Regions from separate parts of the Homo sapiens genome. Here regions 2 and 3 are each linked to region 1. The links are chromatin loops, found by intact Hi-C in ENCODE. Cell type or tissue: psoas muscle. All regions are shown on one strand.

Region 1 (8,000 bases):
TCAACTGATCTGGAGACTGAGGCCTACAGCTGAAAGAGTTTGCCCAAGAACACGAAACAGAGAAGGAGCTGGAATCCAGGGCTCCTGGCCCCCAGGCCAAGGTCCTTCCCCAGTTGGCTCTCAAGATGGAGTTTGTTTGAGGCCCTGATTTCTGCCCCATCTGCCCAAAAGGTCAAATTCAGGCAGCCCACCCCCAACCCAGAGAGCGTCTTGTTTCTCAGAACCCACGAACTCAGGCACTGGAGGGAGCTGGGAATCTCAGAACCCTCACTCTGAGCCCTCACTCCGAGCCCTCCCTCCTTCCTCTTCCTTCCCTCTTCCTTTGGCTCCTCTGCAGACCTCTGGCTGGACTGGCTCTTCCTTCCTCTTTCCCCAGAACCCTCTCCCCACCCCCAGCAGCACTGGGGATAGACAGAGAGGAGGGATCTCAGCCCAGGCCTGGACCTTGAGGCACATGGGCAGCAAATGTGCAAGGCAAGAGTTCATTTGCTGCCACCCCGTCAGGCAGCCTGCGTTCTTGGACACAAGAAACTGAAATCCACCTCCCCAGCCTCCTGCTGGCCCTGCTGCTGCTCAGGGCCCACAACACAGGTCATTTTCTCTGCCCAGTGGGCCCTCAGAGTCAGGCAAGCAGCAATCACCCTCCCTGCCAACATCACTGTTTCCAGAGGCTACAAGCTCTCGGAGGCAAGCTCCTCCAAGAGGCATGAGTTCCGCCTCGGCCCTTACTAGCTGTGTGACTTTGAGCAAATCACCTTGCCTCCCTAAATGGCCAAGCCCTCATCACTAACATGGAGATAATTGTATGCATGGGCTTTAAAGGAGAAAAGAGATAGCATGGATAAGCACCTGGCACAGAACCTGGCATTTAAATGGTTAATGTCATTATGAAGTAGAGGAAATGTCCCTCTTCTGACCATGGCTTTTCACCAGATTTGTATCATTTATTTTCAAATCCTTTCTGAGTCTAATCTAGTTTTTAAGTTCTGTCCTATAGCACAGAGTTCAAAGTTTAACTTAATAACCAGTTCCTGGCTGAGCGCAGTGGCTCACGCCTGTAATCCCAACATTTTGGGATGCTGAGGTGAGTGGATCACCTGAGGTCAGGAGTTCGAAACCAGCCTGGCCAACATGGTGAAACCCCGTCTCTACCAAAAATACAAAAATTAACTGTGCATTGTGTCATGCACCTGTAATCCCAGCTACTCAGGAGGCTGAGGCAGGAGAATCACTTGAACCCGAGAGGCAGATGTTGCAGTGAGCTGAGATTGCGCCACTGCACTCCAGCCTGGGCAACAGAGGGAGACTCTGTCTCAAAAATAAAAATAATAAAATAACCAGTTCCTTAGTGCTTACTTTGTGCCGAGCACCTGGAACAGGGAAGAATAAGACAGAAGCTTCTGTGCCCACAAGGTACCCACACTGTGATGGGGGACACAGACATTGACCACTGACCAGGCAATGACCATGGGATAAGTCCTGGGAAAGAGGAGAAGAGGAGGCAGGTGAGGTACATGCAGGGCACCTAACTCAGTCCCCAGGGTCTTCCCAGAGAAAAGGTGTTCGTAGCAGAGAAGACAGTAGGTGCAAAGGCCCAGAGACAGAGAGTTCCCCTTTAGAGGAACTGTGAGAAGTAGATTGCATCTCAAGTGGATAACAGCTAGTACAGTTGACCCTTAAACAATGCAGGGGTGGCGAGGCACGGTGGCTCATGCCTGTAATCCCAGCACTTTGGGAGGCTAAGACAGGTGGATCACTTGAGGTCAGGAGTTCGAGACCAGCCTGGCCAACATGGTGAAACCCTGTCTCTACTAAAAATACAAAAATTATCTGGGCATCGTGGCAGGCACCTGTAATTCCAGCTACTCAGGAGGCTGAGGCAGGAGAATCACTTGAACCCAGGAGGCAGAGGTTGCAAGGAGCCTAGATCATGCCACTGCACCCCAGCCTGGCAACAGAACTAGACTCTGTCTCAAAAAAATAAAAATAATGCAGGGATTAGGGAAACTGACCCCCATGCAGTCAAAAATTCACATATAACTTTTGACTCCCCAAAAACCTAACCATTGATAGCCTACCGTTGTCCAGAAGCCTTACCAATAACATAACAGATGATTAACACATATTTTATATGTTATATATATTATATGCTATATTCTTACAATAAAGTAAATTAGAGAAAAGAAAATAGAGCCCCAATAAAAACTCTGAACACTGAGCTCAGATGCACTTCCTCAGTTGGCAATACTCCACAGATATTGTCACATTGATTCTAGGAGAGTGACACATTCTGATTCCATGGGAAGGACAATGGAAGCTTTACTTCATGTTTGAAAGAAACCCCCCTGGGCTCTGCCCTATACATCTCTCCCTTTGGCTGATCTTAATCTGTATTCTTTCCCTGTAATAAACTATAACCATGAGTATAACGGCTTTCAGTGAGTCTTGTGAGTCTTTCTAGCAAATTACGGAATCTGAGGGTGGTTTGGGGAACCTCTTGAACTTGTAGCTGGTATCAGAAGTGATGGTGGACAGGCATCGTGGCTCATGCCTGTAATCCCAGCACTTTGGGAGGCTGAGATGGGTGGATCACTTGAGGCCAGGAGTTCGAGACCAGCCTGAGCAACATAATGGTACTGTGTCTCTACAAAAAATAAAAAATCAGCCTGGCATGGTAGTGCATGCCTGTAGTCCCAGCTATTCAGGAGGCTGAGGTGGGAGGATCACGTGAGTCCAGGAGGTCAAGACTGCAGTGAGCCATAATCATACCATTGCACTCGAGCCTGGGTGATAGACTGAGACTCTGTTTCAAAAATAATAATAAACAAATAAATGAATAAATTTTAAAACTTTAAAATTTTTTGTCCAGGCACAGTAGCGCACACCTGTAATCCCAGCATTTTGGGAGTCCAAGGTGGGCAGATCACTTGAGCTCAGGAGCTCGAGACCAGCTTGGGCAACATAGTGAGACTTCATCTCTGGGGGAAAAAAATTAACACAAAAAATTATTTTTTAATTTTTTAATTAAAAAAAATTTTTAAGAAATGAAGGTGGGCCGGGCACAGTGGCTCACGCCTGTAATCCAAGCACTTTGGGAGGCCGAGGCGGGCGGATCACAAGGTCAGGAGATCGAGACCATCCTGGCTAACACGGTGAAACCCTGTCTCTACTAAAAATACAAAAAAAAAAAAAAAAAAAAAGCCAGGCTTGGTGGCACGCACCTGTAGTCCCAGCTACTTGGGAGGCTGAGGCAGAAGAATCACTCACACCTTGGAGGTGGTGGTTGCAGTGAGCCGAGATCACACCACTGCACTCCAGCCTGGGCAACAGAGCCAGACTCCATCTCAAAAAAAAAAAAAAGAAAGAAAGAAAGAAATGAAAGTGGTCTTGTGTGGAGTCTCTGCCCTCTAACCTTGTAGTTGGCCCAACTTAGCACAATTTCTTATGTGATATTTCAGTTAATAGTGCCTCTTAGGCACTATTATCATCAATCCCATTTTGGAGATTGGGAAAATGAGATAAGGAACCTGACTGAGGTCACACAGTTATCAAATGACAAAAGCGAAATTTAAAAGCAGATACCAGCAGGGCTTGATGGCTCACGCCTGTAATCCCAGCACTTTGGGAGGCCAAGGCGGGAGGATCATGAGGTCAGGAGATTGAGACCATCCTGGCTAACAGGGTGAAACCCCATCTCTACTAAAAAAAAAAAAAAATACAAAAAATTAGCCAGGCGTGGTGGCAGGCGCTTGTAGTCCCAGCTACTGGGGAGGCTGAGGCAGGAGAATGGCGTGAACCCAGGAGGCGGAGCTTGCAGTGAGCTGAGATTGCGCCACTGCACTCCAGCCTGGGCGACAGAGTGAGACTCCATTGCAAAAAAAAAAAAAAAAAAAAAAAAAAAGCAGATACCCAGGCACTAGCATCTACTCCTGTAACCACTGTGCTATGCTGCCCAGCTAGTGGGGGAAAGAGGGGGCTTGTGGGAAGCAGAGCTAGAGGGTTTGTAAGAGACTATTTCTAAGAGGGTGGCAATTCTAAGAGGCAGCCTGGCAAAAAGGCTAAGTTTTGTCCTGGGGGTAATAGGGAGCCATTGATGGTTTCAAGCAGGGAGAATATAAGTATTCATGCATTTTAACAAAGTCCCTCTGGATGTAGACTGGGGAGTGGATTGCAGACAGGCCTGAGTGGGGAGAAGACCAGGTGAGGACAATGACGCGGCTGGACCCGAGTCGTGGTCTTGAGAATAGAGAGCATGGGACACATGCCATATGTGCCTAAAAGGTAGGCTTGACAGGACTTCGGGACAGACCGGATTTAGGGGAAAAGAGAGGGGGAAGAGTCAAGGGTAAAACCCAGGCTTCCAGATTAGACAATTAGGGTATTAAGTCCCTTAGACTGGGAAAGACAGAAGGAAGAACAGATTTGAGGTGGGCCATACCACCATTAATAGTCCCAGATTCCCAAAGGGGTCAATGCCCCAGAACAGGGCAACCCCCACCCAGGCACAGGATCCCGTGTCTAGACCATCAGTTACCAGGACAATGCAGCTAGCTCCCAGCAGAGAAGTGGCACCCTCCCCTGCCTGTGAGTGGCCACCAGGTGGCAGCATAGGCCGCCTTTTTCCAGGGCTGGCCTGGCAGGCCGGCCAGAGGAGGGAGAAGGAAGCATCTATTGCTGCTGGAGATGCAGCTTTGCCACGAGACCACGGAAACTGGACCACAGGCCTGTGGAGATGAGTTCCTGCAGCTATGAAGTCAAAAAAGCACCAATCTAGTAGTCAGGAGTCCTGGGTTCTAGATACACCAGGGACCCAGAGCAGACACCTGCCCCTCTCTGAGGCTATGGGTTTTCCTTAAAGAGGGCAAACCCTCCTTAAGGAAAGAAGGCCAGAGCTGCCAGACGGAGTATTAATTCCTTCTCTGTTTTCCATCCCCGACAGCTGTGGCTTTTAACCATATTTTTAGAGGCAACTTCTTTTTTTACAAGCAAAATCCAAAGACCCTCTCACTCCCTGCACCTCCATCCCATGTATAAAACAGAAAACATGTTTACACTGATCTGCTGTGGTTGGAGTAGAAGCTGGGGACTCTCCCAAGCCCACACAGAAGATAAAATCTTCACCCTGACGTTGAGGCCCCTACCTCTCCAGTGCCATCCTCATTCTCCTATCCAGACTGAGCGATCTTTGCCCATCCTGGACCTTCTCTTGGGAATATCCTTCCCCTCCTCTCTTGATTCAAACCCTCCTCATCCTTCAATGTCAGATCCCTTGACACCTCCTCCAGGGAGCCCTCTCCAAAGCCCCTAATGGAAAGCGTCACTCCCTCTACCACACTGCCCTGGCACCTCAGTCCCCCACAAGTACCAAGCACCTGCTGTGTCCGGGCAATGCAAACAAGTGAACAGCATCTCTCTTCTCTCTGATCCTGAGCACCTGCGGGGGTCAGGGGAGGGGACCATGCCTGTTTCCCCCATAACAGAGTGTGCCCAGCCTCACCCAGCTAGGAGCTGGCAGACCAGCCTCTGCCCCACCAGGCTTCACTGAGCCACGTTAGTGGTCACCTTTTCTGGGCTTCAGCTTCCCCCCTCTGTATAATGGGGGCAGCTAACACCTAATCAGGACTGTGTGTAGAATCAGGACTAGCTACGTAATTTGAGGGGCCCTTTGAAAAATAAAAATATGCAGCCCCTTGTTCAAATATTAAAATGTTCAAGACAATGGCAGTAGAAGATTAAACCAAGCACAAGTCACACACCTGTGGAGTCTGTGCACTACACAAGAGGTCTGAAATCAGCCAACCTATGCCCAAGTGTGGGGCTGTGTCAGCCAAAAAAGATGGTCCGTTTTCTTCATGTAAGTTCACTTTCTGTTGGTCAAGCTGGGGACCAGCAGGACTGCATCCTCCCATTAGGGAGCACCTTTTCTCAAGTCAGACAAAGGTATGGTATTGGCCAGCAGGCACCCTGCCCGACTTCATAGCACTACCATGTAAAATGGGCTTGTTGAGTGAGGAGAGAGAACCAAAATCCAGACACAAGAAATTGGAGACCAGGGGCCAGGTGTAGTGGCAGGCACCCATAATCCCACACTCGGGAGGCTGAGGCAGGAGAATCACTTGAACCTGGGAGGCAGAGGTTGCAGTGAGCCGAGATCATACCACAGCACTCCAGCCTGGGTGACAAAGTGAGACTCTGTTTAAAAAAAAAAGATAGTGGGGATTTATACCAGAGATGTGCAATCAGGACAAGCCAAAGGGTGGAGATCCGAAACTGCAAACCTCACCTCAGAGCAATGTGATTCAAGGCCAACTTCCAAGTTCAGAGGTCAACAGCAGTTGCTCAGTCCTTGCCTTGTTCTTTCAGCCAGTATTTACTGAGCACCTACTATGTGCCAAGCACAGTTCCAGGCTTCATGATACAGCAGTGAGCAGGACAAAGTCCCCTTCCTCCCAGGGTTCACATTCTTGCGGTGGGGAGAGGAAATAAACATTATTGAAAGAAAATAAATGAACCACCCAACTAAAGATAAGTGATATGAAGAGAATTAAACAGGGTGAGAGGGAAGGACTGCTGGTAGGTGGGCTGGTTCATATAGGGTGGCCAGGGAGGGTCTCCCTGAGGAGGTGACATTTGAGCTGGGCTCTGAATGAAATGGGGCCAGCTGGTGCCCCAGCTGCAAAGCATGGGGGTGGGCGTGCGGAGCTGCCTGCAGGAGGAGAGCCTGCAGAACCACACTTTGCTAAAAAGGCGAAGGCGAAGGCAGGCTGGGCAGGAAGTCTGGCCCCCTGTAACCATATCCCCAGGAAGGAGGAAGCCAGGAAGACGCTTTCAGCAGTCGTATTCATCAAGGCCTCTGCTCTAACCCGGGGCAGCACCAGAGGCTCCTCAGGCCCGATCCACCTTCGGCCAGGCCGCCTGGGGAGGGGACAGCAAGGGAGGGAGGATAACCCTGGATTCTCTTCCAGACAATAAATGCTTCCAGGTTCCTAGGGAGCATTCTGTGGGTCACAGCTGCATCTGATCTCAATTACCCCAGGGTGTAGGGTTCCCCGGCCGGGCAGGGATAGGGGTGGAGGGGAGGCCGTTTCTCCATAATCAGAATCTCCTGGCCTAGTGGGTGAAGACACCTCAGGACAGGTCCCCAAAATTTCAGGACGCAGGAAAAGGGTTCTCCCCAAAAAGAGAGGTCTGGCTGTGTGTGAGTGGAGGCTCTGCTTCACAGCCATTTTGCTGTGTGACCTGGTGCCACTCACTTAACCTCTCTGGGCCCCTGTGGGAACTGTGAAGATTCAACCTTTTCCTTTCCTACCTTTTCCCACCAAAGAGGCAAGAGGACAATCTAGGCCAAGAGGGCAAAGCTCAATGCTATGGGCTGGGCTGGGCTGCAATGGGTGGGGTTGCTAACTCCTTACTTTTTCCTGACTTGATTAGATCTTAACCCTTATGCAAATATGTCCCCGCCCAAGATTATGGTGCCAGCATTGTCAGGAGTAACATCTCCCAAAACAGAGCAGGGCCGAGTCCCATTCCTCAACCAGCTGGGGCAAGACACTTTATATCTCTGGGCCTCAGTTTACTCATGTCCACCTCCAAAAGGGACGTGAGGATTCAGTATCAGGTGTGACGCCGGTTCACCCAGTAAGTGATCATTCCATCAGTTTTTCAATCAACAACCACCATGAAAGTGGCAATGCCTCTAAGCACGGGAGAAAGCCCCCGGTTTGTAAAAATTTTGCACAATAGGGTTTTTGTTATTGATGGCCTTAAGCAAGTTTTTCCTCTTCCGGGTCTCTGTTTCCCATCCATAAAGGTGCCTGCAAACAACGTTCCGCTCAGAAGAGGGTGTTTTAGGCCAGAGTTGTGGGGCGTGGCTCAAGCTACAGTGGTAGGTTTCTTAGCTGGTGAAACTTTCCTCCGAAATCCTGGGTTTCACTGTGCACCTTCTCTTGTCAGGAGGCTGAGGAACCGTAGCACAGGGTTGGGTTTTTAGCGGAGCAGGA
Region 2 (8,000 bases), 120 kb after region 1:
TTCACATTTGCAATATGCTTTGAGGTATGCAATATTGCTTTGCCATATACTTTGAAGCTTTGATTTGTCCCCTGCCTTCATAAAGAATTTGATGTGGTACCTAGTAGAATAACAAACAGAAAATTCAGAGAGCCCGTGCCACAATGACGGCTAATGTTTATTGATTGACTACTGTGTGCCAGGCATATTTCTGAGTCCTGTCACATGGATCATTTGCGTAATTTTCACAACCATAGGAGTTGAACTCGGTTATCCTCACTTAACAGATGAGGAAACTGAGGCTGATGAGTGACTGAAGAACTTTTCCAGGATTACCCAAGTAATAAAGGGAAGTGACAAGGTTGACATTAAGGCCATCTGGCCCCGGAGTTTTGTGCTTCTCAAATCCCTTTCACACTGATTATCTTATTGACTCCTCTGAGATTGATATTGTTCCCAGATATTGATATTAAGAAAAATGTGTTTCAGATAAGTGACTTTTCCAAGTTCAGCGTGCCAGGAAGTGGCTGGGCTGGGTTGGTGGTCTATCTTACGCCCAGGCTCGCTCCGTCACTTCCACATCGCTGATTCACACGCGCATTTTGCAAACAAGGACACTGAGGCCAGGAGAGGTAAATTGCCGGCCTAGGGTCATACAGTTTGTACCCCATTCTGTGCTCTTTCCTCAAACAGGAAATACCTAGGAAGCTGATGGGGTGAGGGTAGGTCCTAGGCTTGGAAGGGGGGTGCTGCCGTGTCTCTTCCCATTGTCCCTTTCTCATTTGTCACAATCTGAATGTTTAAATTTCGTATTTAGTATTTACTCTGAAATGGCTTTCATCTGATTTCCCCCTTGCTCACCAATTTAGCTGTCAAAGTAAATAAATGTGAAGCTGGGTCTCCAGCCTCCCCCAGCTCACATTACCTTCCTAGAATTACTCCCCGGCAGGGTCGAACCATTGCTGGGGGCCTCCCACAGAATTATCCAGTTACTAATGAAGCCTCTTTCAAACTGAACCCTTGGGCCTAGACTCAAATGGGGGAAGATGGCAAAATTCACCCCAGAGGACCAGATGACCACATCCTGTTTAGTGACCGGGAGAAGAACTGCAAAGTGAGAAGATGCCATTATTCATGTAGGGTGCTTAATACAGCTTCAGGGTTGTATAAATGAATAAATCTACAACACTTTAAAAAATATTAGTTCTTTTTTTTTTTTTTTTTTTTTTTTTTTGAGATCGAGTGTCACTCTGTTGCCAGGCTGGAGTGCAGTGGTGCAATCTCGGCTCACTGCAGCCTCTGCCTCCCAGGTTCAAGCAATTCTCCTGCCTCAGCCCTCAGCCTCCCGACTAGCTGGGACTATAGCCACCTGCCACCACACCCGGCTAATTTTTGTATTTTTAGGAGAGACTGAGTTTCACTATGTTGGCCAGGATGGGCTTGATCTCCTGACCTTGTGATCCACCCACCTTGGCCTCCCAAAGTGCTGGGATTACAGGCATAAGCCACTGCACCCAGCCAAAATATTAGTTTTTAATGTATAGTTAGTTGTCACTTCAATTCTGAGAGGTCAGTATCATTATTCCCCGTTTTGCAGGTGAGGAACTGAGGCTCAGAGAAGCTAAGTGACTCAAAGTGACCCACAGTTTGTCATAGGAAGAAATCAAGTATCCTAATGGAAGGTACTATGTTTGCTAATCCTAATTTTGCCAAGGTCACTCCTATCTGGACTCTTTTTCCTGATGGAAAAAGATGGAGTCAGGAGTCATTGGAAGAGAGATTTCTTTTCCAAAGTAATTTCACTTCTGTCCTCTTTGAAGTTAGGCAAGTTCTGGGCTCGAATAATGGTTCTGCATCTTCCTTAGGTAAGTTATTCAGGAGAAGATTTGATTTTTTTTGGTTGATTCATCCCCTGCCTTCATAAAGAATTTGATGTAGTACCTAGTAGAATCACAACCACAAGATTCAGCCGGTCCATTGCCATAATGATGGCTGTTTATCATTTGCTTACTGTGTGCCTGGCATATTTCTGAGCCCTATTACATGGATCATTTGCGTAATTTTCACAACCATAGGAGTTGAACTCGGTTATCCCCACTTTACAGATGAGGAAACTGAGGCTGATGAGTGGCTGAAGAACTTGTCCAGGGTTACCCAAGTAATAAAGTAATAAAGGGAATAGAAAACAGATGCCAAGGTTGGCATCAAGGCCATCTGGCCCTAGAGTCTTTGTGCTTCACTACTGACTTTACTGCCTCTTACTCCAGTTTTTATTATCTGAGCACTTAATCAGAATTCAGGAGCAGAATTGCATAGTAGGTAAGAGTTTGGGTTCTAAAATCTGAGTGCCAGAGCTTCAGATGGGACTCCTGTAAGCTTGTTTCCTCAACTATAAAAGAAAGATAATAATATAACCTTTTTGTAGGGTAGTTGCAAGGATTAAAGAGGATAATGCGTGTAAACAACAAAGGGCTTAGCACATAAATGCTCAATAAATAGTTATTATTGTTATCACTCTAGGAGCACATGCTTCACATTCCCCCTCATTAGAGTGCAGCAGCTTGTTTGTCCAGCCTCTGAACCTTTGTGGTCCTCTCTCTACCTGAAATACTTTCTTCTTCTCCCTGAACCCATCCAAATTTCACCTGCCCTTTAGTTTTAGCTCAAGCCTCTTCCATGGCTCATGTCTAAGAAGTTTTGCAAAGCCAGTACGATCTTCATGGTCTTCTTTCCTGGGGCCCTTCTGCACTCACAAATCTGGCATATGTGCAGCATTCTATAACGTTTATTAACCTTTCAATTCCCCCAGCCACCCAAAGGGGAGGAAGAGAAGGAGGTAAAGCAGGTCCTATTGTTATTCCCATTTTGCCGATGAGAAAACAGGCTGAGCCTATAAGTGGTGAGGCTGGGAGTCACATCCAGGTCTTTTAACAGATAATGTGGAGTGTGTGTGTATGTGTGTGTGTGTGTGTGTGTGCACATGTGTGTGTGCAGAAAGTAAACATGGTCATGTCTGCAGCCTAGAAATCAAGAGTATGAGCTCTAATGTGAGATGAATGTGGTTTTAAGTCCTTGGTTCTGGCAATTAGCCATGTGCACCATTTTGGATATATCACATGAACTCTCTGAACCTCAGTCTCTTGATCAGTAAAACAAGCACGCTGAGAGATGCTACCTCACGGGATTATTGTGAAAAGAAAATGAGATCACGATTGTAAAATGCCTCGTATCATGCCTGGCACAGATTAGTAGCTGTAATAACTGGGAATAATCCCAGTAGTAGCTGAAATTATTATGTGCAAAGGAGATATTTGAGAGGGAGGGGTTGTTCTTCTGTATTCATGTTTGAGAATGCATGTGTATGTGTGTACACATGTGTACCTATGCATACACCTCACCCGCTTTCACATTGCAACTTGTTCTCTTCGTATAAAAGATTAGGGTTCAAAGAGAAACTCTTTTCACTCTGAATTTCTGTGTCTGAGAGCAATGAATGACTGGGATGCAGAGGGCGGGAAATGCCATTAGCTGAGGCTGGGGCTATTTTTGTGTACCTTGATGCCAGTAAAGGAACAGATATTTGTATCTTTGGGGAATATGGGTGTGGATCTTTAGTATCGTGTTGGTGTGCAGGCATCCTCTACTACCTGCGCCTGTCAGAACCTGCCTGTGTGTGTGCAAACTGAGACTATAACTATTGGGAATCTATGGCTGCAGAAGTGTGTGTGATGTGTCTGCCTATAAATGCCTATCAATAGTTGTCTCACCATCTGTAAGGATGTAAGTACATATTTGAGGGTGCCTGAGTAGAGGACATAAGGTTATACATGGGTTTGGAGCTCTGTGAAAATCTGTGCCCTCTTGAGTATGGCTGTGTGTACAAATGGAAGAACAATTGTGTGTGGGGGGGTGTTTACATCTGTAAATGAGGGCAATTATGGAGGTGATGACATGTGTGATGTGGTGAGGGTAGGCTGTCATGGTGTCTGTAGGGCTGGATCTATGTCTGAGTGTGCTTATTTGTTTTTAGATGATGTATGTTTACATGTGTCTCTTTAGGCTCAGTTTGTGTGTGGAGAAGGGGGCTGAGACTCTAAGTGTCCACTTGTGTATGCTGCAGGGCGTTAGTGTGTGTAAGGCTCCATCTTTGGGTTTGAAGGTTCTGTGTCTGTGTGTCTGGGGGCAGTGTCTTCTGTCTAAATGCCTGGGCCTTCCTGCCTTCCCTACCATTCTCATTGTCAGTAGAACCCTAGAGAAGAAGGGATGGGCATTGGACTGTGTGGTTAAGCAAATCCTGAAGGGAAGGGGAATGTGCCAAGCAATCCCTTCCAAGAGAATTCAGGGAAACTACCCTCCCGTTTCACCTCAGTCCCTGGGAGCTGGTGCACTGTCTGGTTCTTATAGAGCAGAGGTATCTGTGCAGGTGTGTGAGAGTAAGTGTGGTGCCTCGTGCCCGTGTAAATGATGTGAACAGGTAATCACTTACATTAGTGTGTACACAAATGTACCAGGCATGGGATTGCATCAACACAGTGTAATAACGTGTGACCTCCTACGGAATCTATCTCCGCAGATGGTATGGCCATGGGTCCCTCCTGTACCTGTGAGTGGGGCAGTGTCTGAGGAAGATGGGTGCCCCTTGAGGGAGGAGCGGTAGTGAGAGCTGGGTGGATGTGTGCCCGCCGGTGCCTTTGTGTACTGGCGTGTCTCCGAGTCTCTCTGTCGGCAGCTCTGAGTTTCTGTGTGTCTCTGTGTCTGTGTGTGTGTCTCTCTCTCTGGGTCTCTGCCTCGTCGTGTGTGTCTTGCTCTCCCTTGGCGGGGAGGGGATTGGTCACGCATGACTCATCTTGAACCGAGCGGGGCTCCAGCGGCAGGGCGGCCGCCGTTGCAGCTGGAGGGGGAGGAGGACAAGGAGGAGGGAGAGGAGGAGGAGGACTACCAAGAGGGGGAGGAGGAGAAGAAGGAGGGGGCGGGGGCCTCTCCAAGTTTGTCGGGACCTTCTTCCGAGGCAGCGGCGGCAGCAGCCAGGGAGGCCGGGGCTGCGCGCGGGCCGGGGGCGGGGGCTGAGGCCGGGCCCGGGGCGGCGGGGCCGGCGCCTCGGCTCTCCTCCTGCTCCTGCAGCAGCCTCTGCTCCCACTGCGGCTGTGGTCCCCCTCGGCGCAGCTCTCCGCGCTGCGCGCCCGCTGAGCCCGAGGTTCCCCGGCCCATGTACTGGAAGCATGAGAACGCCGCCCCGGCGTTGCCCGAGGGCTGCCGGCTGCCGGCCGAGGGCGGCCCCGCCACCGACCAGGTGAGCCGGCGAACGACTGGGTGAGCGGCCCGGGCCGGGGTCGGGCAGGGTCCGGGACCCAGCCGGGCCGAGCAGGGTGGCGGGCGGTTGCAGGAAGGAGGGGTACGAGGGTGCGCCTGTGAGTGTGTGCTTGTGAGTGTGGGAGCGCGCGCGCGAGCGGGGGGGGGGGGTCGCGGAAAGCGGGAACACATTATGCAAATGTTGGAGGAATTTCTCAAAAAGCGATTTAGTAAAGACACAGGCGAATCAAGAGGAGGCGAGGCCGGTATTGTCCGTCTGAATAGGCGCTGATAGCGCCGATGCGCCGGGGGTTGTGCCGGCGCAGCGCTGAGAATCCCGACGCGGGGCCGGTACCCGGCGCGCCGAGGGGCTGGAGGGTGCTTTTTCCTCCCCTTGAGCGCCTCTCTTTTCTCTTTTTGGTCCCGTTTCGCCCCGATCTCGCTCTCTTTTTGCTCCGGGTTTCCCTCCGACTGGCCCTCGAAAGGCGCCTGAATCCGTGTCAATATAGCTGCTTCAATTTCGCCGCGCGTGTCAGGCGGGCGGGCGGGCGGGTGCTCACCGCGCTCGGGGTTTTCTTTTCTTCAACCACCCTCCGCCCCTCACCCATCTCTTTTTTATTTTCTTTCTTTCTCTCTTTTCTCCTTTTTGCATTTTGTGCCGAGAGGAGAAGGGAGCGAGGAAGGGGAGTGGGGTGGGGGGGCGGGTGGAGAGAGAAAAAATTCGATTTTTAATTACTACCATTAAAAAATCAAATTTGCAATTCTTTGGGCGGCCTGATGGATCTCACTGATTGACAGTTGGAATTGACACTCTGGCTACCTCTTATCTTGGGCATTCACGACAATTTCTAATTGCAGGTAGTTTGTGTGTGTGTGCGCGTGTTTTTCTTCCCCCCTCAGAGGCTTGGATTGCAAGGGAACTAAGCGATTACTTCAAGAGCCACGGGTTAAGTGCAGGGAGAGGGGGAGAGAGAGGGAAAAAATCCAATCCAAATTCAAATTGCTTCATTAGAGAGACACCGCTTTTGTGGGGAAGGGCTTTAAATGCCCACTACAAAGTTAGGACTCATTGTTCGGCGCCGGTTTATATAACAGGCGCGGGGAGGCGCTGGGCTCAGGCTGTGCGGAGCCAGTTCAGCAGCCGCCGCCGCCTGCGTTCCCTCCCCCCCTCCCCCAGGTGATGGCCCAGCCAGGGTCCGGCTGCAAAGCGACCACCCGCTGTCTTGAAGGGACCGCGCCGCCCGCCATGGTGAGTCCGTTTGGCCCTGCCTGCGGTGCCCAGTCCTCCAGCGGCCCGGCCCTGGGGACCTGGCCAGGTTTTCCGGCCACGAACTGCTGCTCACGCTCTGGGGGACTCCCGGCGGGCGCCGCCCCTCTCTGAGCCTCGGTTTTCCGGCAGGGAATGTTGGCTTTAACCGCTCCCAGCACCCAGAATGCGCGTGTTAAAAGTTGGGGCCGTCCCTTCCTCTCCAATAGGCCCTTCCATCCCTGTCCTTCAGTCTACGGCGCATTGTCCTGGGGAGATTTCGTTGTCAATTGGTGCTCGGGGGCCCCAGATTTGTCTCCAAGGCAGCCCCAACTCTGGGTGCCCGGATCAGCGCTCCTCTCCTTCTCTCCCCCGCCGCAGGCTCAGTCTGACGCCGAGGCCCTGGCAGGAGCTCTGGACAAGGACGAGGGTCAGGCCTCCCCATGTACGCCCAGCACGCCATCTGTCTGCTCACCGCCCTCTGCCGCCTCCTCCGTGCCGTCTGCAGGCAAGAACATCTGCTCCAGCTGCGGCCTCGAGATCCTGGACCGATATCTGCTCAAGGTGAGACAGGGGTAGGTGTTGCGTGCGTGTTGTCGGGGCGTGGGACGCAGCGCAGGAGACTGCAGGGAAGCACCGCAGGTCCTCTTACTTCCAAATCCTGGCTCCACTGCTGCCCGACTGCGAAGCTTTGGGCAAGACTTAGGGTCTGCCTGAGCCCCCGGGTTCCGTCTGAAAAATAAGAAGAGTTTATTTCCATTTCCCTGAGTCTCAGTATTACGGGAGAAAAATAGGGGAATCGCATGCACCTTCTGAGCTTCAGCGCCTCTGACTGTAAATGAGACCGGGAAGGCTGGGGCCCGGAGTGAAAGAGGCCCGCGCTGAGCCGACCTCCGTCCCCGCCCCGTCCCCAGGTCAACAACCTCATCTGGCACGTGCGGTGCCTCGAGTGCTCCGTGTGTCGCACGTCGCTGAGGCAGCAGAACAGCTGCTACATCAAGAACAAGGAGATCTTCTGCAAGATGGACTACTTCAGGTAGGCTGCGGCCGCCGAGCCAGCAGTGTCGCCGAGGGCAGGCCCCGGGCGCATTCGGAGGCCACTTTTGCGGCGTGTGGTCTCTCCTCCAGAACCCCGGCGTCCCGAGTGCACTTCCGGCGCGCAGCGCTGGTCCAACCTGCCGGCGCTCAGCGGCGCGAACCCAGAGCTCCAGGCAGCGCGCCAGTGCCTGCACAGGTTTGCGCCCCGGATCTGCCTTCGGTCCTCGCGGTCCATTGGGTTTCGGTATCGTCTCTGGCTCTGTCTCGGGTCCTGCCTAAGTCTCAGGCTTCAGTTCTGACCTCGAGCGCCTCGGTGGAGCTCTGAGGTCCCCATTTCTGGCCCGGACCCACTCGGATCCCAGCCGTCGTCCGGCTGCATTTCCAGTGCGTTCGGGCTTCGAGTTCCAACCCTACTCGGACGTCATTCATGGTGGGGTCTCTCGCGGGC
Region 3 (8,000 bases), 140 kb after region 1:
CTGTTTTTTTCAACTGACAGTTGCTTGAATTTGCCAAGGCAGGCAGGCTGTAACCAGAGCCTTTTTGCCGGACTGTTTCCTCCGTGCACACACAAGCGATTCCGAATGCTCCCCCGGGTGGAGGGGTGCCCGCCCTGGGGACGCAGAGGCAAATCTTCTTGGTCCCCCACACCCAACCCCGGGACCCCAACTCTGGGAAGGTGGAAGGGGTGGAAGAGAAGAGCCAGAAACGAAACATTTACAAACCAGTGTGGTCAGCGCTGAGAGAGCGGTGCAGGGTGCCGTGGGACTCTGGGGGAGGGTAGGTCAGTGCAAAGGCCTGGGGGTGGGAAAGTGCTTCAGAGGAGGCCATAAAGACCTGGGAGTGACCTTCCATTGTGGCTGACTGGGACACATGCCTGGATGGTGGGGCGGCATATCTTGAAGGTTAGGGAGGAGATGGGCCTGAAGAGGATGTGGTCGCTTGGGTTTTGCAAACCCCAAGGGTTTTGGACCAGATCCTGAGGGTAGAGTGGAGCCACCATAGGATTGTAAGCAAGGCAGAAACAGGATTTCATGTGCATGCTGGAAACTTTGCTTTGACTGCTCTGTGGAGGATGGGTTGGCAGGGGCGAGACTGGAAACAGGGAGACCGGGGAGGAGGTTGACAGTGAGGGTTGCATGATGGGAGCCTGGCCTAGGAGGGCAACAGTGGAGATGGTGAGAAGGAGATGGATCCCAGAGATACTTGGGAAACAGAACCAACAGCATCGATGATTGGCTGGATGAGGGGTTGAGGAGAGAGAGGAGTGCATGATTATGATTTTCAAGCTTCAGGGGCTGGGTAAGTGGTGGCACCATTCTCTGAAATAGAGGGTGTACCAGAGGAAACAGGCTGCTAGGGTTGGGACAGAGTCACAGGTGAGTCATCCACTTTAAAGAACACACTTTCCCTGGTGCCCGGGATCAGGCCCTGGGCTGACTTCTGGGATGGAGTAAACCAGACTCCGCTGCCTCCTGGAGGGGCTTCCAGTCTGGTGTTGGAGGCAGCTGCACCCAAATTGCCAGACTACAAAACCAGAAGGGAGAAGGAGAAGTCGTAGAATCAAGGAAGGCTTGAGGGGCAAGAAGACATTCGATCTGGGCTTTTTATTTTTATTTTTGTCTTTTTAACATTTGGTATTATTAATAGAATGTCACAGGCTCCAGAGGGACTTGCTGGGTACTTAGCCAACTGCAAAGCACTAAACAAACAGTAGTAGTCATTGCTGTTGTCATCTAGTTCAGTGCAGGACAAGGAAAACGAGAACTCAGAGTTAAACAGTTTGCCTAGTGTCACAAAGCCAGTAAGTGCTTATCTGTCTGTTCATCTAAGAAACTGCACTTCTGTACAGCTGGCGCTATAGCTTATATTCATCTCTGGAGCAGGATCGCTAGGGTTCCTATCATTGCAAGCGGTGTGACCTCCTGCAAGTTACTTTACCTCTCTAGTCCCCATTTTCCTCACCTGCAAAATGAGGATTAATTGGGATAATCAATGTAAAACAATTAGAATCTTGCTGGGCAAGTGGTAAGTGCTCAACAACTTGCTTATTATTACTATTATTGTGTTTTTTCTAACTTGTGATGTATTTTTAACAAACAAATTAATATGCAAATATAAGTGACCATCGTAGAAAATTTGGAAAATTCAGAAAAACACCAAGAAGAAAATAAAAATCACCCACCAGTTCATCTCCTAGGTGGGACTAGGTGTAGAGTGTTGTTGCGTCCAAGCTAAGGCTAATGCCTGAGTTGAAGACTTAGAGGCCAGGAGCCTGGGGGCTGGCGGGCCATTGGGTGGTGGAAGGAGGAAGGTTGGCCTGTCTGAGTCTCGACACCCCGTGCCTGTCCTCTCGACCTGCAGCCGATTCGGGACCAAGTGTGCCCGGTGCGGCCGACAGATCTACGCCAGCGACTGGGTGCGGAGAGCTCGCGGCAACGCCTACCACCTGGCCTGCTTCGCCTGCTTCTCGTGCAAGCGCCAGCTGTCCACTGGTGAGGAGTTCGGCCTGGTCGAGGAGAAGGTGCTCTGCCGCATCCACTACGACACCATGATTGAGAACCTCAAGAGGGCCGCCGAGAACGGTACCCAACCTGCTCCGCCTGGCACCTCTGCCCCCAGCCCTTTCCCACCCCACCCCACCCCAGCACCCCAGGAACCACCCACACTCCTCTACCGATTGGGCCCTCCCGGTATAGTCCCGCAGGCAGCGTAGGGGTGGGGCGGCGAACAGATCTTGCACTTCCGGGTCGATCTTTTGCTTAGGAGTCAGAAGTCACTGCCCTCCTTTGTAACTATGTTTCCTTATCAGTAAAATGGCGTTAACAACAGAACACCTTCCCAAAGATAGATGAGCTAGCTGATGTGTTGTAAAGCCAGGAGGCACTCAGTGAACCCTAGAGATGGTTCTCATAATCGGGCAGCCTACTCCACCTTTGGACAGCTCTCATTGGCCTGGGGGCTCATCCCCTCCGGTTGCCTGGGACCAGGCTTGGGCCAGTCCTGGAGAGATGACTTGGCTCCCATTCTCCCATTTCCTATCCTAGCAGCTCCAAGCCAGAGGTTTGAGGAAGGGTTTTCATCCTGGACCAGGGTCTCTAACTATAAGGGGAAAGGACCAGGTTTCTGAGTCTGGAGACCAGGCTCTCCCATACTGTGTTGACATATGAGGTTTCCTTTTCTCTCTGGGCCTCAGTCCCTACATCTGTGCAAGACAGATACTGGACTAGAATGATCCCTAAATCTCTTCTGGCTCTGACATTGTGATTCCCCAGATTGCCCAGGAACAAGATCCAGGTCTTCCACGGATCCTGGGGACAGGGTCACAGATGGGATGGAGCTGGGAAAGGGCAGTGCTTGGCTGTGGGCAGAGGCAGGGACTCTTTCTCTAATTTCCCTGTTAGGGTCTGTGAAAGCTGCTAACTTCTCTGTAACAGGGATTATTTTATGTAATCCTTACAACAGCCCTAGGAAGTAGGTGGCACGGCCCCATTTTACAGAAGAAGAAACAGGATTTGCCAAAAATTACATACTAGTAGATTTGCCTAGCTCCAAAGCCCAGCCTCTTAACTACCATACCATACCATATCATACCATACCACACCACCTTGGCCCTAAGCTCTAGGGCACCTTAATCAGATCTCATAAAGCCAAGGAGGCTTCTGGGATGTAGCTGCCTCTGTTTTAGTTTCCCATCTAAAAAACCAACACACCAATCCTTGCCCTGCCTGCTTTCCTAGGGGACATTAATACCACAGAGTGTCTGCCCAACCCCCAGTTTTTCTGGGGAGGAGTATGAACCACCCTGCCTCAACTTCTAGGTCCCAGCCTGGAGACTAGTCAGGGACCGCAAGAGTGTTCCTGGCCATGGGCATACCAGGGCCATCATTTTCTCCTGCCAGGATCAGGACTAAGTGGGTCTAAGGGGGCATCTAGTGAACTTGGGTTTCACTTGCTGCCTGCTTATCTGCAGTGATGGGCAATGAAATTATCTGCAGTGGTCAGCAAGTCAGCAGTAGAGCTGGGATGGAAACCCAGGAGTCAGAGCTTTCCCACACTGTGGTCCATCAGCGACCACAGGCTCCTTCCACACATGGTCCAACCAGGACCACCTGTAGTTACAACCTTGCCAATTACATCCTAGCTCTCACAGCCACACCTGTCCACAGACTTAACATGCTGAGGAACTTGAAAGCTGGGGCCTCCGATCTCTCTTACTGATCAGCCCTCAGTATTGGCTACTGTTTCACTTTTTAAACATAACACACACACAGATACACACACGTTCATTGTAGAAAAATTAGAAAAGACGGTAAGCAAAAAGAAGAAAATAACGATTGCTCCAAATGCTGCCTTCTTCATATTTTAATGTGTATCTTCTCAGATTTTTTTCCATGTATGTTACAATGTTTGCTTTTTTCCTTCAACATAATTTTTTCCTAATTAAAAAGTTACAATAAATTGTGAACAATGGTTATTTCTGAGTGCTGGAATTACTGGTGATTTTTATTTTCTTCTTTGTGCTTATGGAAATTTTCTGAGATTTTGAGGATATTCAGAACAATGAAGTATTAAAAATAAAATGGGAATATGGTTAGTGTTTTAGTATGACTGTAAAAGTAATATGAGTGGAAAGAGAATATCTAACATATACGCCGGTTAACAAAATTAAACCTTACAGAAGTAAGGCAACATATGATTGTTTTTAAATACCTCAAAAGTTACAGGAATACTGAAAGTAAAAAGTTTCCATAATCACATTCCTGGGAAGTAAACCACTGCCAACACCTTGTTGTATATTCTTACAACCTTTTTTCCTTCCGCTTATTTTTATAAAATTAGGAGCATAGTTCCGTTACTTGCTTGCTTCCTATCTCCTCTAGCCTTTGGTGTCCCCCAGTTTCGCCAGCAGGGAGCCCAGTTTGGGACATTAGGGTCAGCTAGCTTTCGGATTCTAGTTGAAAGGGCCAGGGCAGGGGCTTTCCTTCTCTCTGAGCCTCAGTTTCCTCCCATGTATAATGAGGTAACGCCACCTCTCCTTAGGGCTGTAAGACGTGGTCCAGTCGTGTAAGAAGTGTCCAGTACTAAGCGGACGCTCAGAAACCCCTTCCCCAAAGACTGAGCTCAGGGACTAGGACCCTGGGATCCCTGCTCCCAGCCAACTCCCGCTCCTGACCCTTCCAGGGACAAGCTCCCCCCACCCCCGTCCTTTCCAGGCTGCCACTAGAAGAGATGGGGACGCGTGGTCAGCTGCTTCTATCGCCCCCAGGGAACGGCCTCACGTTGGAGGGGGCAGTGCCCTCGGAACAGGACAGTCAACCCAAGCCGGCCAAGCGCGCGCGGACGTCCTTCACCGCGGAACAGCTGCAGGTACCGCTGCAAGCAGTGGGCGGCGGGGGCGGGGGCCGGGCCGAAAGTGGGCGGGGCCGACAATGTCTCCTGGCTCCGCCCCTCGGGCCGGACCCGGGTGGCGGGGCGGGGCCGCAGCTGCCTGGGGCGTGGCCTGTGGACTGGCGCCGCTGATTGGGCCGGGGTCTCGGAGTCTCTGCGTGCGAGCGCCTCACCGCCCTCCCCGCCCCGCAGGTTATGCAGGCGCAGTTCGCGCAGGACAACAACCCCGACGCTCAGACGCTGCAGAAGCTGGCGGACATGACGGGCCTCAGCCGGAGAGTCATCCAGGTGGGACGGGGGTGGGCGGGGCCTGGGGACCGCGGGCACGCCCCGGAGCTCGTAGCTGGGCTCGGCGCGGAGGGTGGTGCGTGCACGTGGCCATCCTTCTCCAGGAGGCGACGAGGCAGTCCCGCCTGGGGTCTCCCGGCGGCGCGTCCGACTCTTTTCCTCGAGGCTGAGGCTGCCGAGGCTGTCGTTCCAGGTGTGGTTTCAAAACTGCCGGGCGCGTCATAAAAAGCACACGCCGCAACACCCAGTGCCGCCCTCGGGGGCGCCCCCGTCCCGCCTTCCCTCCGCCCTGTCCGACGACATCCACTACACCCCGTTCAGCAGCCCCGAGCGGGCGCGCATGGTCACCCTGCACGGCTACATTGAGAGTAAGTAACCGCAGCGCCGGGAGCCGCTGGGCCTGCGGGGAGGGGGCGCGGAGGAGCGCACGTGGGCGGCTGAGGCCGAGGCGTGGGGTGGAGGGCCTTGGGGAGCCTCGTGGGTGAAGAAGCGGGACCCGAAGTCATTTGGATCTAGGAGTTGGGGGAAGAAGGGTCAAATCTTCGGCTCTGCCTCAGTGGAGCGGGATCCTTCATAGAGGCAAGCGATTCAGCAGCCATTCAAAAAATGCCTTCAAAGCACCCACAATGTGCCAGTGCCCGGAGACTGGGGAGAGAACAGGCTGGACAAGGTACCTACTCTGTGGAGCCTGCGTTCTGGTGGGCATGGAAAAATAGGCAGATGAGTGTGTCGTTTTAAGTGGGATGATTCCTGTAGGAAAGGTGCTGGGTAGGAGTGACTGGAGATGCTGCGGGGTGGAAGGGAAGGGGCTGGGCTGCCTTTCAGCAAGCAGAGACTGAAAGGATGGATAGGATTTAGTGAGGTACCTGGAGTGGGGGAACGGAATGCACGCAGGCCCTGGCCCAGAAAGCATCGTGGCATGGGTGTGTTCTGGGGAGCAGAAGGCCAGTGTGATGGGAGTGTCCAGGGCTGTGAGGCCTTAGGCAAGTCACCTAACCTCCTTGAGCCCTGGTTTCCTCATCTGTAACCTGGGATGTCAATAATGCCAGCCTCACAGGGTTGTGAGACACCATTCATGCATTCAGTAGCTATATCTTGAGTGCCTTCTGTGTTCTTTGCACTGGGATACGACAGTGAACACAGTAGACCAAAGCTTCTGTGCTCCTGGGGTTTGCACTCCAGCATGGGAGATGGTGGAGATGATAAAGTAACAGGGAGGGAGCAGGCATGTCCGTGGCAGGGAGTACTGTGGCGGAGATGCAGGGGCAAGCGGGTCATGGTGAAGTGACTTGTGAGCGGGAACCTGGAGGAGTGAGGGAGGAGCCCCGGGGATTTCTGGAGGATGAGTGTTCAGTGAATCTGCTGCTGAGCAGGTGCCTATCACAGATTGTCTTTCCCTTTGAAGTTGTTCCCATCAATTGTTTCCTCTAAGCTGGGCATGACCAAAAAAATGTAAATGACTGCGATGCACACAGACACAATTCCTCCCTTCTCTGGCTCCATGTAAGAGGGAAAAAGAAGGGAAATCAGACAGAGAACTGCTGCTTACTGACCATATGCCATATATTCTACTGACTGTGTCTCTAAACATCAGAGGCCACCATCTCCTTGAATAGATGAGGAAACCAAGGGCCCACTGTAAGTTAGTGGGAGCCGGTATGCCTTAATGATCGAGTGTGGGCTTTGGTTTCAGATTGCCAGGCTTCACATCCCAGCCCTGCCATTTACTAGCTGTGTGACAGTGGGTGAGTTTCTTAGCTTTCTTGCATACTCATTCCCTCATCTGTAAAAATGAGGACAACAGTATCTCAAAGCAGTGTTCTGAGCATCAAACGAGGTAACTGAAAATCCTCAACATTCAGCAAGTGCCGCATAAGTATTGGCTGCTCTTGTGATGGTGGGAGTGGTTTTGGTTGGCAGAACTAGGAGTGCAGAGCCCTGTCTTCGCACCAGGCTGCCAGTTGGAAACCATGTCTCTTTATATAGTTCCATTTCTGAACTATCTGCTCAATAGGAGCGACATTTTCCCCCTTTCTTTTCTAAACAATAACTATATTCAGGCTGCACAGAGCCTGTTAAAGGTGCCAAGGATCAGGGGCGCTATAAGTACCAGGGGTCTGAGCTACCTGCTAATACTTGGTGTAGAGTCAATAAGAAATCTAGATGATCCCTTTGGACTTGGGGCCATGACCTCCAGAGTCCCTGCCAGGACTCTGTCCATACACTCTGTTGACCAAACTTAGATCTGTCTTTGCTGCTTAGAGAAGAGGCTGAGGTGCCCTCTCCTCTTACCCTTGTGGTGGAACTCAGCTTGGGGAAGAAGAGGTTGGGGGTGTGTGCACCTGCACCTCCTGCTGCATGACTGACTGAGAGTCACCACAGCAGTTTGCTCTATGGTAAACTACAGTCATGGAGTTGTGAATTTTCTGAAGCCTTAAGCTGGGAAGCTAATGAAAGTGTTAGAACCAGACCCCAGAAAAATGAGTTTTTCTGTAGAGTTTGCTCTGCGGTTAACTAAAGTCACAGAATACTGAGTTTCCTGGAGGCTTCGAGCTTGGAATCTGATAAAAGCTTTGGAACCAGACCCCAGAAAAATGCAGATGTACATACATTTTCCAAGTAATCTGAAGTTGTATATGGACTCCTTGAACACCCCAGGTGAAGAACTCCCAATTTAATATAACTCCTTTATTCTACAAATGGGAGAACTGTGGCTCAGAAGGGCACAGTGAATTGTCCCGGTTTATATATCAGTTGTAAGTGTCTCTACAATGCCCTTTCCCTGTGACCAAAGAGAATG

What was found. Hi-C counts contacts between places; a loop is a spot of excess contacts. Peaks named below come from ENCODE experiments on the same cell type or tissue, not always from the same donor. Only the 100,000 strongest peaks of a DNase experiment are listed, where the experiment ranks them.
Region 2: it touches region 1 in a loop (2.6-fold over the local background); 8 of 110 quality-filtered maps call a loop at or near these places.
Region 3: a loop joins it to region 1, with 2.0 times the contacts of the local background. A loop is called at or near these places in 7 of 110 quality-filtered maps.

What each region holds. Positions count from the first base shown.
Region 1 is chr9:122,347,356-122,355,355 of GRCh38, reverse strand. No RefSeq gene overlaps it. Among named protein-coding and RNA genes, the nearest start is that of PTGS1, 20 kb to the left of the region's middle. RefSeq lists a silencer at 4,548-4,754. In psoas muscle, a CTCF peak has its summit at 4,596 (motif pointing right); DNase peaks (open chromatin) are centred at 449 and 4,605; H3K4me3 peaks cover 451 bases; H3K27ac peaks cover 425 bases.
Region 2 is chr9:122,225,926-122,233,925 of GRCh38, reverse strand. LHX6 (LIM homeobox 6) reads left to right here and starts at 4,969. Exons shown (of 10, transcript NM_014368.5): 1 at 4,969-5,269; 2 at 6,446-6,517; 3 at 6,896-7,078; 4 at 7,429-7,550. The coding sequence starts at 5,186. RefSeq lists an enhancer at 6,737-7,242. In psoas muscle, no CTCF peak of the experiment used is centred here; DNase peaks (open chromatin) are centred at 4,843 and 6,828; H3K4me3 peaks cover 2,977 bases; H3K27me3 peaks cover 5,378 bases.
Region 3 is chr9:122,211,174-122,219,173 of GRCh38, reverse strand. LHX6 (LIM homeobox 6) reads left to right here. Exons shown (of 10, transcript NM_014368.5): 5 at 1,886-2,106; 6 at 4,791-4,891; 7 at 5,105-5,200; 8 at 5,394-5,568. Among named protein-coding and RNA genes, the nearest start is that of LHX6, 14 kb to the left of the region's middle. RefSeq lists a silencer at 4,931-5,080. In psoas muscle, no CTCF peak of the experiment used is centred here; a DNase peak (open chromatin) is centred at 4,930; H3K4me3 peaks cover 1,697 bases; H3K27me3 peaks cover 7,453 bases.